2 separate regions of the Homo sapiens genome follow, and region 1 is linked to region 2. A link is an interaction called in ENCODE POLR2A ChIA-PET data of the cell type or tissue named here. Cell type or tissue: K562. All regions are shown on one strand. Each heading gives the region's core, and the rest is flanking DNA. Links, peaks and the distances in the headings are about the cores only. Region 1 overlaps ARHGAP30 (Rho GTPase activating protein 30). Region 2 overlaps SLAMF7 (SLAM family member 7).

Region 1 (6,012 bases), core at 1-5,000, 310 kb before region 2:
TTTATTTTATTTTATTTATTTTATTTTATTTTATTTTATTTTATTTTATTTTATTATTTTATTTTATTTTAATTTTAAGATGGAGTCTCACTCTGTTGCCCAGGCTGGAGTATAGTGGTGCAATCTTGGCTCACTGCAACCTCCGCCTCCCAGGTTCAAGTGATTCTCCTGCCTCAGCCTCCCGAGTAGCTGGAGAGCCCGCCACAATGCCTGGCTAATTTTTTGTATTTTTGGTAGAGACAGGGTTTCACCATGTTGGCCAGGCTGGTCTTGAATCCCTGACCTCAAGTGATTCACCCACCTCAGCCTCCCAAAGTGTTGGAATTACAGGCATGAGCCCCTGCGCCCAGCCTGTTTTTTGTTTTTTGAGACAGGGTCTCCTTCGGTCACCCAGGCCGGAGTGCAGTGGTGTGATCACAGCTCACTGCAACCTCAATCTCCCAGGCTCAAGTGATCCTCCTACCTCAGCCTCCTGAGTAGATGGGACTACAGGCGTGCACCACCATGCCTGGCTGATTTTTAAAATTTTTAGTAGAGACAAGGTCTTGCTGTGTTGCCCACGCTGGTCTCAAGCTCCTAAGCTTAAGAAATCCTCCCAACTCAGCTCCCAAAGTGCTGGTGTTACAGGTGTGAGTCACTGTGCCCAGCCTGAACATCTTTTAAATGCGAAAACACATGAAAAATATGCTATTTTGAATTGAGTAACACTTTAAAAATAAGTTGCACTTTATTGAGCATAAGAGCACTGAGAGACCCTAAATCCTAGCAGCACCCTGCTCAGTCCACACCGGCTAGGTTGGGGTGGGGGACAGCTTTCCTGGACACACTGAAATAACTCTGTGGTCCCTGGGGCACCCACAGGGTGGCGCCACTGAAGTATCCCAGTACCAGAGCTCTACGGATGGAGGATGGTAAGGCAGCGAGTTGCCAAGTTCACAAAAGCTATTAAGTGGCATAACCAAAATTCAGCTGCCATCTTCGTGGACCCCAATTCTGAGCTCTCTCTACCAAGTCAGTGCACCGCAGATGATGTAGGATGGGGTAGCACAGAGTCCAGTGCACATTGTTCCTGAGAACTTGGTTACAAGCTCTGGGGAGTAAGCAGGGGCATTGCTGGGTCACTGATTCCTGCTTCTTGCACTCTTCTCAATCAGGAGGCTGTAGGAGTGCAATTGGAACCTGAGCGCTTGGTCAAGATCCTAGAGGTGCTTCGGGAACTCCCTGTCCCAAACTACAGGTATGTGACACTCCATATCTGCCCAGCAACCTGAGACAACTCATTCACTCGCTGCCTGGAGCCTTAACTGGGTCCTACTGCTCCCAGGTCCCAGCCCTAATGCCTGCCCTGGGCATTCCCTGTGTGATCCCTGCCCCCGCTTTCTGCAGGACCCTGGAGTTCCTCATGAGGCACTTGGTACACATGGCCTCATTCAGTGCCCAGACCAACATGCATGCTCGCAACCTGGCCATCGTGTGGGCTCCCAACCTGCTGAGGTAGGTGCCTGTGTGAGCAGTGTATGGGGATCCTGTGAGACACTGGCCTTTGGGAGGCTGCTCCCAGGATGAGGTGTGACTGTGTGGGTACACTGGAGAAGGGTGTAGGGCTCACAAAGCCCAGTGAGAAAAGAAGGTTCAAGATCATGGTGGGTCGGATGGGCCCCATCTATTTTAGTCCCTTCTCTGTGATCAAATAAAGTCCCTAAAAGGCAGGACTTTTGTGTTTTCCTACAGTGTGTCACTGAGCTCAGGGACTGGAACATAACAGTTCCATATCAATTTTTTGTTTGTTTTTGAGACAGAGTCTTGCTCTGTTGCCCAGGCTGGAGAGCAGCGGTGCGATCTCAACTCACTGCAAACTCCGCTTCCTGGGTTCAAGGGATTCTCGTGCCTCAGCCTCCTGAGTAGCTGGGATTACAGGCATGAGCCACCATGCCTGGCTAATTTTTGTATTTTTAGTAGAGAGAAGGGGTTTCACCATGTTGGTCAGGCTGATCTTGAACTCCTGACCTCAGGTGATCCACCCACCTCCTCCCTGTGCAAGTGCTAGGATTACAGGTGTGAGCCACTCTGTCCGGCCTCACGCCAAATGTTTGTTGAGCAAAACGTCTTGCAGTCTGTTGGCTGTGCTCACTGTGCATATCACTCACTGTGGTCCAAGACAGACTATGAGAAGTCCTGTAATTCATTATAAAATTCATTATAAACTAGACACCCTGGTGTGCAAAGGAAATAGAGATTAATCCTGAGGCGGGTGTCCAAGAAGGCTTCCTTCCTAGAAGTCTTCAAGTGGCATTTGAGAATTGGAAGAATTATGCATACAATTTAAGAGGTAGAGAAGGGGTTAAGGTCATTCGAGAGAGAGAGAGAGAGAGAGAGAGAGAGAGAGAGAGAGAGAGAATAAGGTATTTTCAGGGAGAATCTGGATTGGGAAGTTTGGTGGGGCTGAGGGGGAGAATAATTCCACATCTCCACAGGTCTAAGGACATAGAGGCCTCAGGCTTCAATGGGACAGCGGCCTTCATGGAGGTGCGGGTACAATCCATCGTCGTGGAGTTCATCCTCACACACGTGGACCAGCTCTTTGGGGGTGCTGCCCTCTCTGGTCAGTGTCCTTCCTGCCCTCCACATATCCCACTGTTGGGGAGTCAAGTTAGTTACAGAGAGCCTTGAAGATCACCTACTTCAGCTGAGTCTCATACAGGGATGTTGGTAGTGGCCACATGGAGAGAACCCTGGGGAGATAATTGTGCAGTCAGGACTTGAGAAGACTTCTTCTGCTGTCAGTCTAGGGCATGGCTTGACCTCTGAGTCACCATCCTGGCTCCCAAGGCTAGTGATGGCTCATATCCACCCCCAGCCCACCAGGCCAACGTTCTCGGATCTCCCAGCCCTCTTTGTCCATGAGGGCACTCTTTTGAGGTGATGGACATGGAGGCACTGTCTTCAGGGGCTTCTGAATATATCCCTAACCTGGTAGTTGGCGAGGGGTGATGAAGGATTGGGTGCCTGAGGTCCCTCTCTTGGCTCTGTTCCTGGCTGGCCAATTCCTTTTCTTTTCCCAGGTGGTGAGGTGGAGAGTGGGTGGCGATCGCTTCCAGGGACCCGGGCATCAGGCAGCCCCGAGGACCTTATGCCCAGGCCACTGCCTTATCACCTGCCTAGCATACTGCAGGCTGGCGATGGACCCCCACAGATGCGGCCCTACCATACTATCATCGAGATTGCAGAGCACAAGTAAGGCCTCCTTCCTGGGCCTTCCTCCCCTGCACCGACCTTCATGTTCCAACCTCCAATTATGCCCCTCCATTCTTTGTAGGAGGAAGGGGTCTTTGAAGGTCAGGAAGTGGAGGTCTATCTTCAATTTAGGTCGCTCTGGCCATGAGACTAAGCGTAAACTTCCACGGGGGGCTGAGGACAGGGGTAAGTCTGGGGAGATGGGGGGAGCTCTGCTGAGGGTGCACAAGGCCCTGGCTCTACACACATCCCTGTCTTACAGAGGATAAATCCAACAAGGGGACACTGCGGCCAGCCAAAAGCATGGACTCACTGAGTGCTGCAGCTGGGGCCAGTGATGGTGAGTATAGGGGTGCATTTCTGTGTGTATGTGTGTGTGCTATGTGACCAGCGTGGGCTTGTGTGTACATGCAGCCAACTGTGTTCAATAATTTCAAAAAATATTTAATGAGTGCCTATTATATACCAGCCACATTGTAAATGTAGCTGAATGCTACGGTGAGTTGATTGTCTAATCTATGACTTTGTTGATGAGTGTTCGTATGGGATGGGACAGCATGGGTATGTGGTGGTGGTGGTGGTGGTGGTGGTGGTGGTGGTGGTGGTGGTGGTGGTGGTGGTGGTGGTGGTGGTGGTGGTGGTGGTGGTGGTGGTGGTGACAACGGCCAGTGACTGTATCTGCAGGGAAGGAAGGGAGTTCCCTAGGTATGTGAAGGTGAGGTGATCTTTGACCTACTGGCTGGGTGAAAAGTTTGCAGTAGTGATCAAAAGAAGCTGGGCCTGGTGCCTTCCAGGCTATCGTTGCTTTCAAGCCTGAGAAAGCAGAGAGCATTCTCCAGAGCCTTCTTGAGATGTCTAGGCCCCTTGGAGTTTAGGCTATTGCCTACCTGGCCCTCTTTTTCCTCCACAGAGCCAGAGGGGCTGGTGGGGCCCAGCAGCCCCCGGCCAAGCCCATTGCTGCCTGAGAGCTTGGAGAACGATTCTATAGAGGCAGCAGAGGGTGAACAGGAGCCTGAGGCAGAAGCACTGGGTGGCACAAACTCTGAACCAGGCACACCACGAGCTGGGCGGTCAGCCATCCGGGCTGGGGGCAGCAGCCGTGCAGAACGCTGTGCTGGTGTCCACATCTCAGACCCCTACAATGTCAACCTCCCGCTACACATCACCTCTATCCTCAGTGTGCCCCCGAACATCATCTCTAACGTTTCCTTGGCCAGGCTCACCCGTGGCCTTGAGTGCCCTGCTCTACAGCACCGGCCAAGCCCTGCCTCTGGCCCTGGCCCTGGCCCTGGCCTTGGCCCTGGCCCCCCAGGTGAGGACCCATTGATTGACCAAGACTAGGAAAGGGGACTGGAACTCTAGGCTGAAGCTCTGATGCTGGAAGATCCACCCTAGGAAGGGCAGAGGCCTCAGCCCTTGGGCTTTGGGGTGGTTACCTTTAGCTGCCTCCCTAGATTCAGGATTAGGGAAATCCAGTAATATTATCAGGCTATGTGAAATCTATGGAGAGGAGATCTCTAGCAGCCTTCAGAACATTGATGTACCCAAGAATAGGGGCCTGTGTCAGAAACATACAGCAGGGATTACTAAGGACAAATGTGGGAATATATAATAGATGGATGGGTAACAATAATAGTAACATCAATACTATCAGCTAACATTTAGCAAGAGTTTATTAAGTACCAGCCAGGCGCCGTGGCTCATGCCTGTAAACCCAGCACTTTGGGATGCCTAGGCAGGCAGATCACCTGAGGTCAGGAGTTCAAGACCAGCCTGCCCAACATGGCGAAACCCCATCTCTACTAAAAATGCAAAAAACTGGCCAGGTGTGGTGGCAGATGCCTGCGGTCCCAGCTCCTTGGGAGGCTGAGGCAGGAGAATCGCTTGAACCCAGGAGGCAGAGGCTGCAGCGAGCCGAGATCACGCCACTGCACTCTAGCCTGGGCGACAAGAGCAAAACTCTGTCTCAAATTAAAAAAAAAAAAACAAAAAACAGTTTATTAAGTACCAAGTGCTAGGCCAGGCACGGTGGCTCACACCTGTAATCCCAACACTTTGGGAAGCTGAGGAGGGTGGATCACTGGAGGTCAGGAGTTCGAGACCAGCCTGGTCAACATGGTGAAACCCCGTCTCTACTAAAAAAAATTAAAAAAAAATTAGCCAGGCGTGCGTGGTGAGGCATGCCTGTAATCCCAGAGACTCAGAAGGCTGAGGCAGGAGAATTGGTTCAACCCAGGAGGTGGAGGTTGCAGTGAGCTGAGATTGCGCCACTGCACTCCAGCCTGGGAGACATAGCAAGACTCCGTCTCAAAAAAAAAAAAAAAAAAAAAGGTCCAAGTGCTGTGATTGCAGGATTGGTTTGTTTCATTTTCTCATAATCTTATGACATAGGTATTGTTAGCCTTATGTTACAGCAGTGGAAACTGAGACTTAGGTTAATCAATTTGCAATTGATTTAGGTAGAAGTAGCAGAGCTAGGATCTGATCCTTGCTCTGACTCCAGTTCCTGAAGTGTCACTCATGAGAAGTCCTGAGGCAGGATAGGATAGTGGGTAAGAACATGGGCTATAGAGTTAAGTAGACTTGGGTTCAAATTTTGGCTGTACTGCTTATTCATTACATGACCTTAGACAAATTGCTTAATCTCTCTGAGCCTCAGTTTCCTCATATGTAAAATGAGGACAATACCCCACATAATAGTTTGGAGGAAAAAATGCCAATGCATTGTAAAATACATAGCACAGTGCTTGGCACCTGGTAGGGTCTCAATTAAGGTAG
Region 2 (7,250 bases), core at 2,251-7,250:
CTTGCCTCAGAGTGATTGTCTTTCTTCAGCCTCCTGAGTAGCTGGGAGTCCAGGTGTGTGCCATCTTACCTAGCTAATTTTTGTGTTTTTAGTAGAGGTGGGGTTTTCACCATGTTGGCCAGGCTGATCTTGAACTCCTGACCTCAAGTGATCTGCCCGCCTCTGCCTCCCAAAGTGCTGGATTGCAGGCATGAGCCACCACACCCAGCCTTGTTTAACTCTTAAAACAACTTTTTGAAGAAACATTCTTTATATCCCTATCTTACGGATCAGGAATGTGAGGCACAGTGGGGGTAAATGACTTACTCAAGCCACCTAGTAAGAGGCAGAGTACACACCAAAACCCACAGGGTCGAGACCTTGAAGGGCATATTTTATAGATGAGAAAACTAAATAGTAGAAATGATAAGAACTTATTCAAGGCTGATAGAAATACAAAAACTAAGACTAAATCCTTAAAGGTGAGGCAGGTTAGGTAGTCAAGGAAGTAACAGTGTTCTCAGGAGGCAGTAACTCTGGTGACCCTACAGTCAATACAATAAGCCTCAGCATTCACATTGTAATTGAGCTCATTTAAGCAAAGCTATCTTCAGTGAGGACTTTCCGCTGTAGAGAGCATGCGGATTTTGATTTTACTTGTTCTCAAACTGACCCTTTGCTCATTATAATAGTAAAAAACACACCCATGGGTGGAGATTTAAGATGCTAATGAGACACGAGATTTATGAAGAAGCATGTATAGCTACTGTGCACGTCCACCCAGAGGACCACCAAGAACATGGTTACTAGTAACACCTCTTCCCACCCTCTTATGAATAATCATGTAAGACTCCCATAAAGGGGGTCTCCCCAGTGCCAGTCTTTGCTGTCTCATCCTTATGGGCAGCCCACCCTGAATTTTCCTTCTCTCAGAATGTACTGTCTTTTCTGCACTTAACTGTCAAAATATTCTTATTCTTTTGCAATCAATTACCCTATGCTGTATTTCCTTTGCTGTGTATCTCTCATATAAATTCTTTTAAACTAAGTAGACAAGAACTGAGGTCTCACATCAGCTGTCAACAAAGGTGTTCTCCTTAAAAGTACAAAACCCAAAGTTATTTCCCCTTCTGCCTCTTAACATAAAGTGTCAGGGTGAAATTTTTAAATGGAATTTTTATTAATTCAGTCATGAAAAGCACAAATGAAAGAAGCAAAGCCAACAAAACAGCCAAGCTATAGGATCCTGACAGTTCTAATGATGCTACTGCAAGGCTACATGGTGACTTTTGTGGTTCCTGTGTACTTTTGACCTTGTTGGTCCTTCTTCCATAAGAAATATTAAAAATCATATTTCATGACTGTGTTGGTATAAAATGAATGTGATCCGGGCTGGATTCATTATATATTCATTGTTATTGTTATTGCTATATTCATTTCTCTTCTGATTTTAAAAGAAATTAAAATTAAAACTATCGTGGGCCTTATGTACAGTGTCTCCTGTGTGTAATTGGCCCTGTGAGACTGACCAAGCATCCAGGCTCTGTTTCATTTCACAGCCTGCTCTCTTAGACACAATCTTTTCTTCTACTCCAGTACTGATGTAACTCATGCCTTTTCTAGTAAAAGGACAAATTCCTATACAGACATATCCAGATATCAAAAATTGCTTCATTAGAGATTTATTTCTTTGGTCCCTGTTAAAATCAAATATCTTGGCAAGGGTTTCCAAATTATAAGAGTTGTCATGTATTAAATGTTTATTCTGCACCAAACGTTTATTGTAAAGAGTATGCCTAACACTCAAAGCAATCCTGCAAATTAGGCATTTTGACCCTTTTACACAAGGATCAGCAACCTATAACCCATAGGCTAAATCTGGTCCACTGCCTGTTTTTGTAAATACAATTGTACTGGAACACAGCCAGGCTCTTTCATTTACATATTGTCTATGGATCCTTTTTCACTACAAAGGCTGAGTTAAATAATTGTGACCATGATTTATTGTCTGTAAAGCCTAAAATATTTATTCTCTGGCCCTTTTCAGAAAAAATTTGCTAACTCCTGACTTCATGAGAAAATTGAGATTCAAACAACGACAACAACAAATAACAACAGCTAAGTAACTTATCCAAGGGCACAAAGCTAGCAGGTGACGATTTGAGGATTTAACCCAATGTCTCTCCAGCTCTGGGACCTGGACTGTTTTCACTATGGCTCAATTTGAAGGCCCCCTGGCGTTTGTACCAGCTCCAGCCTTCTCCCTCACTCCCCTTCTCCATCCCCCTAAGGGACTCTAGTGTCAATTTCAAAGCCCTTGGGTGCCATTGGACCATAATTTCCCTTCTTGTCCTCTGGTGACCTTCCCTCAAGCATAAACTGCCCTACCAGTGCCCCAGGGTGAGGAAATCTGATGCTACCAAATGGTGACCCACTCCCTTGCTTACAGATCTGAAGTCTCTGCCAACGTTTTGCTAAATTTATCTCCAAAGTACTGATTCCTCTTCTTGGGTATGTATCTTTTAGGAGCTGATTTCTCTTTTCAAACATTTTTCCCTCTAAAATGTATCAGTTGGTACATATATACTTTGGATTACTCAAGCTTTTATTAAATCATCCCATTAAGTAATCTGATTTTTTAAAAAAACTGTTCTCTATGCTTCCTTAATATTAAGGCCGGGATGGTTTTTCGACTGCTCTCTTTGTTCATCTTTAGGAGTGTCAAGTCCAAATAGTGCCAGGAAATGTTACAGACAAAATCAATTTTATTCTGAAATTTTGATCAGTTAATGCATTTGTTCTTTTACTTCAACAGCAGAGATGAAAGGGGTGAATCTTATGAAGTCAAATAAAGATTGGGTATCATTTGGCCCCAAATGGGTACAGTTTCTACACTTAGGGCAACCTTCAAGTAATTTCATTTTCACATTTCATTTTGAAGCTATAATTTAAGGTGAGGAAGTGGCAAAACTACAAAGATGTGGCTTTAGTTGCTAGCATGCAACTACTCTTTTCACATGCAATTACTCTTTTCACGCTTCCACACACGTAGTGCTGTATTCTCAGGGTAAATGCCAAGGGACATGACTCGTGTGGGATATAAGAAAATGTTGCCAAACGCATTGTTTCTTGTTAGAATACAGTTTGAGAGTGAGACAGGGCAAATTACCAACATGAGCCTATAGATGGAGTATATTGTTCTATCTTAAATGTATCTTCAGGGTGAGACAAGGGGTAACGAAAGAAAACAGTAGCTCCATGCCATTCTCGGAATGTGGGTTCAGAGGACAGGGGCAAGGTTGGAGATTCCTAACCAGTTTTGCTTCTGCTTCTCAGCTGACTACGAAAAGGGATCCAGAAACAAGACACTTCTTTTTTCAGTTGTCCAAGGCTGAACTGAAGCTCTTCTTTCTGTGATGGTTTTGCACCTGCAGTGTGTGACCCTATAGAGTTTTACCATATCTAAGCAGGTCACACTTGTCAGATTCAGTCATTCCTTCTTTTAACAAGAATTTATTTAGTTCTCATTGTTTAGGAGCTGAGGGTATAACTGGGGAGCAAGACAGTCATAATTCTGGCACTTACGGAGTTGGTAGATAGTCATTAAATAAATAACTACATGTGTTATGGAAAGGGAAGATGCTGGAATTGGTGGCTTATGCCTGTAATCCCAGCACTTTGGGAGGCTGAAGCAGGAGGATCACTTGAGGTCAGGAGTTTGAGACCAGGCTGGGCAACATAGCCAGACCTTGTCTTTACAAAAAATGAAAAAATTAGTTGGGCGTGGTGGCATTCACCTGTGGTCCCAGATACTCGAGAGGCTGAGGTGGGAGGATTCCTTGAACCCAGAAGGTGGAGGCTGCAGTGAGCCGTGATCGTGCCACTGCACTCCACCCTGGATGACAGAGTGAGACCCTGGAGACAGAGTGGCTACCAACCTCTACCCACAAGACTCGAGAGGATTGGGTCCCATGATATTCATCCACTCTCCTCAGGTGCCAACCTTCTACCTGAGTCAGTGCAGTGAAGGTTGTAACCTGCCTCTTTTACATCCATTTTACCCCTTCCTCATTCCGTACAAGCCAAATGGTTTGGGCTACCCAGTTCAGGTGGTAGCCCTTCTCATGTACAGTAATTAGTTCAGGGGTGTCACATGACATGGGTTGACTGCGTAAGGCCAGGATGACAATGTATTGCTGTGGAAAGATATGCAGCTGGGACTGCCACTCACATGTGGCCACCACACAAACATCCCGGCCTCCTCCCTCCCCTGATCCTCAGCTCACTTTCTACCTCACACTCTTGTTTGTGCTTTATCCTCCTCTCTGTTCATGTAAATCTTATTCAAACCCTGTATCTAATTCAAAGCTCTTCCCTGAGGAAGCCTCCAACTCTTCCTCTCACACATCCCCTGAAAATTTACCACTAATTTCACTTCATTGACACTTTAAATTCTCCAGAAAGAAATATCCTCCCTTGGTGGTCGCTGCATATATCATTTTGCTGTGGATTAGCCAATGATTGGTCCACAGGATTAGAGGCCAGATCACCCAATGATGGGGTCACCAAGTCCTGCCCAGAGAGGGGTAGAGGTCGCTTCTCCTCCTCCAGCATGTGGCAGAGGGAGAAAGGGCTCTGGCCTAACTGGGAGTCAGGGTCCATTCTGGGTCCATTCTGCCGCCTCCGTAGTCATAACTCCAGCAGCAAACACCTGGTGTCACTCTGTGGTTTGTAAGCCAGATCAGTGGGCATCCTCTCTCCTGATCCTTAGAACAGCCCCGTGAGATACAGCCTAAGCCCTGCTTTATAAATTGGGATACTGGAGTTTTGAGAAGTGGGGTGACTTTCCTAAAGCCCCAATGAAGAAATGTTGGAAGAGGGAAGAGGAGTTAGTTCCTCTGCCTCAGTGGTCTGTGTTGTTTCCAATATTGCTTCACCACTTACCACTTCGAGTTTTGGTTTCTGAACCCTCATACGAGAAATAAATAACAACATTTAGTTTCCAGGCATTTGGGGAAGATGAAGTGTGAATACAGATTTGAAAGCATTTTGAGAAGTACAGAGTAGCCTAACGAGAAGGTGGGATGCGGGTGACAAGGTCAGGAAATGAGAGCATGAGAGTCAGGCCTTGAGGAGGCTTCCCATCTTTTGGTTTTATTTCTGCACAGATAGCTAAAAATGAGAAACAGAGATATCCCAAAACACCTTTGGATGGCTTCTCAGCAAAGTAAGCCAGAAAGTTAAGACGGCCATGAGCATTCCCCACTACATCCCCCGCCTGCCTTTGAAGGTGGAGGGAGCTGGGGCAGGAGACCCTTTGTCTTTTGCCCCAGCCAAGACTCAGATGTCTTTGCATCAGGAGGAGTCAGCTGTGAGATTTCCTCTGTAACAGGAAGGGATAACAGGTCCTGCCCTTTGTCACCTTCCTTTCCTCTTGGTTGTCACCTCCTCCCCTGTCCTGTCCCCTAGAGTCTCAAGAGTTGAGTGGAGGGAAGGAGCCCGATTATGAGGAAGATACATTATCAGTGCAGCCAGAACCAAGGGATGGTGATAAAGCAGGAAGACTTTGGGGGAGGGGAGAGTGGAAAAGCCTGCCTCCTGCTTGCCAACCCCGTCCCCAAGCACTTCTCTGAACACTTGGTGCCTCTGTCCAAATGTAGCAGTGTGTTGTGGCACTCTCCTCATGAAAACCATGAACCAGAGCATCTCAGAGCTTGGAGGAGTCTTAGGGATTACTTAGTCCAATCCCATTTCACAGATAAGAAGGCTGATATTCAGAAGGTTATGGTGATGTTTCCCAAACCAGTGGAAGGCCAGGATTAGGAGCCAAGGCTCCTAAGGCAGGATTTCACAGACTGTGCCCCATGGCGCCACCTTTGGAGGCTGTGGCAGTGCCTCAGTGTATTTCTTGGGAGCTCAGGAGGAGGTTTAAGGGGTGAGCGTAGGATAGGAGGCTATGGGACTTGCTTCCGTTAGGCTTCAACTCTATACATTGGAGTCATTTATTTGTTTTTTTCTGTGTAAAATTTCATTCCATAAAAGGAAACCATGGATTTAAAAAAAAAGGCAAAAAAAACCCAAAGTGGTTTGAAATCTATTGCACTTTACTCAAGTCCCCCTTAACGAATGTACTCACGAAAGAGCAGTGTAATTCAATGCCACACAAGGCAGCCACAGACAGAGGCTTGAAAGTTTCCCGCTTCACCACACACCTTTCCCATCACTCTAGCCCTAACCGACCACATTCACATTTAGGTTGCTCACCACTCTGCTCCTCACTCATCTCCTGCCCCCTCTTCCTTGTTTCTTCTGGTTCTTTTCAACACTCTCCCAATTCCCCTCACCCACTTTTTTGTTTTCTTTTTATTGATTGTCTCCTTGACACTACTGTATCATCAAATCATTGGCAGATTACTGTGCCCATTTTTCAGATGAGAATACTGAGGCCATGAGAACTGCTTCATGGACCCTCTGAGTTTAGCCAGGGTGGCCCCCTGTTGGTACACCCATATCCCAGAAACAGAGCTACCCGTTCTTCTCGGGCCTTTCCAGTTTCTACCTCAGATTTATGTACCTGGAGAGGGAAGAAACCCCAACTGGTACTCCCTGAGGAAGATTCAGCTCAAATGCACATGTAGTGAGCATCTCTTTGGTGCCAGGTCCAGTGATAGACGGCTTGTTATGATTAAAAGAGCACTAGCTTTCTAGCTTTCTAAACTCAATCTCTGGCTACCTTATAAATGCTGTGTTATCTTGCCCAAGAAGCGTGATCTCTCTGCTGAGCCTAAGTTTCCTCAACTGTAAAACAGGGATAATGATATCTGTCTTACAGACTCATGAGGAGGTGGTATGAAAAACACCTGCGATGTAGTAACTTAATAAATGGTGATTATTTTAATAATTATTTTGCATTTGATATGTCATTTAAAATGTCACAATAATTCTGCAACTTAGATTTCATTCTCTGTTACACACCTGAGAAGAGCAAGGCTCAGAAGGGAAGAGTAATTTGCCTACAATAATACAGCTACTAAGTCAAACCAAGGATGCGCTTGTCCAGTGCCAGGATTTGTTCCACTGCCCTGCCCACTGGAAGTTCCAGGACAATCTCTGTCTCCTTTCAGCCTCAGGAGGTACACTACACAGGCTGCCTCTGGAGGAGGGCAGAGGGGGACCTGCATGGCAGTTTTTCATACTTGTGCTCTTTCGCTGACTGATTTCAGATGGACACCTGTAGCTTTCAAAGTCTCTATAATTTTCCCCAACCCCTC

The links. Peaks named below come from ENCODE experiments on the same cell type or tissue, not always from the same donor. Only the 100,000 strongest peaks of a DNase experiment are listed, where the experiment ranks them.
Region 1: POLR2A ChIA-PET joins it to region 2 with 6 read pairs; 2 of 35 experiments call an interaction of 5 or more read pairs at or near these places.

Annotation. Positions count from the first base shown.
Region 1 is chr1:161,049,848-161,055,859 of GRCh38, reverse strand. It overlaps ARHGAP30 (Rho GTPase activating protein 30), which reads left to right. Exons shown (of 12, transcript NM_001025598.2): 4 at 1,155-1,237; 5 at 1,387-1,494; 6 at 2,475-2,602; 7 at 3,063-3,234; 8 at 3,317-3,420; 9 at 3,497-3,574; 10 at 4,145-4,546. Among named protein-coding and RNA genes, the nearest start is that of USF1, 6.9 kb to the right of the region's middle. In K562, for the core only: a CTCF peak has its summit at 861 (motif pointing right); a DNase peak (open chromatin) is centred at 2,789.
Region 2 is chr1:160,740,358-160,747,607 of GRCh38, reverse strand. All of the region lies in intron 1 of SLAMF7 (SLAM family member 7), which reads right to left. Among named protein-coding and RNA genes, the nearest start is that of SLAMF7, 4.7 kb to the right of the region's middle. RefSeq lists an enhancer at 5,200-5,279. In K562, for the core only: no CTCF peak of the experiment used is centred there; no DNase peak of the experiment used is centred there; H3K27me3 peaks cover 476 bases.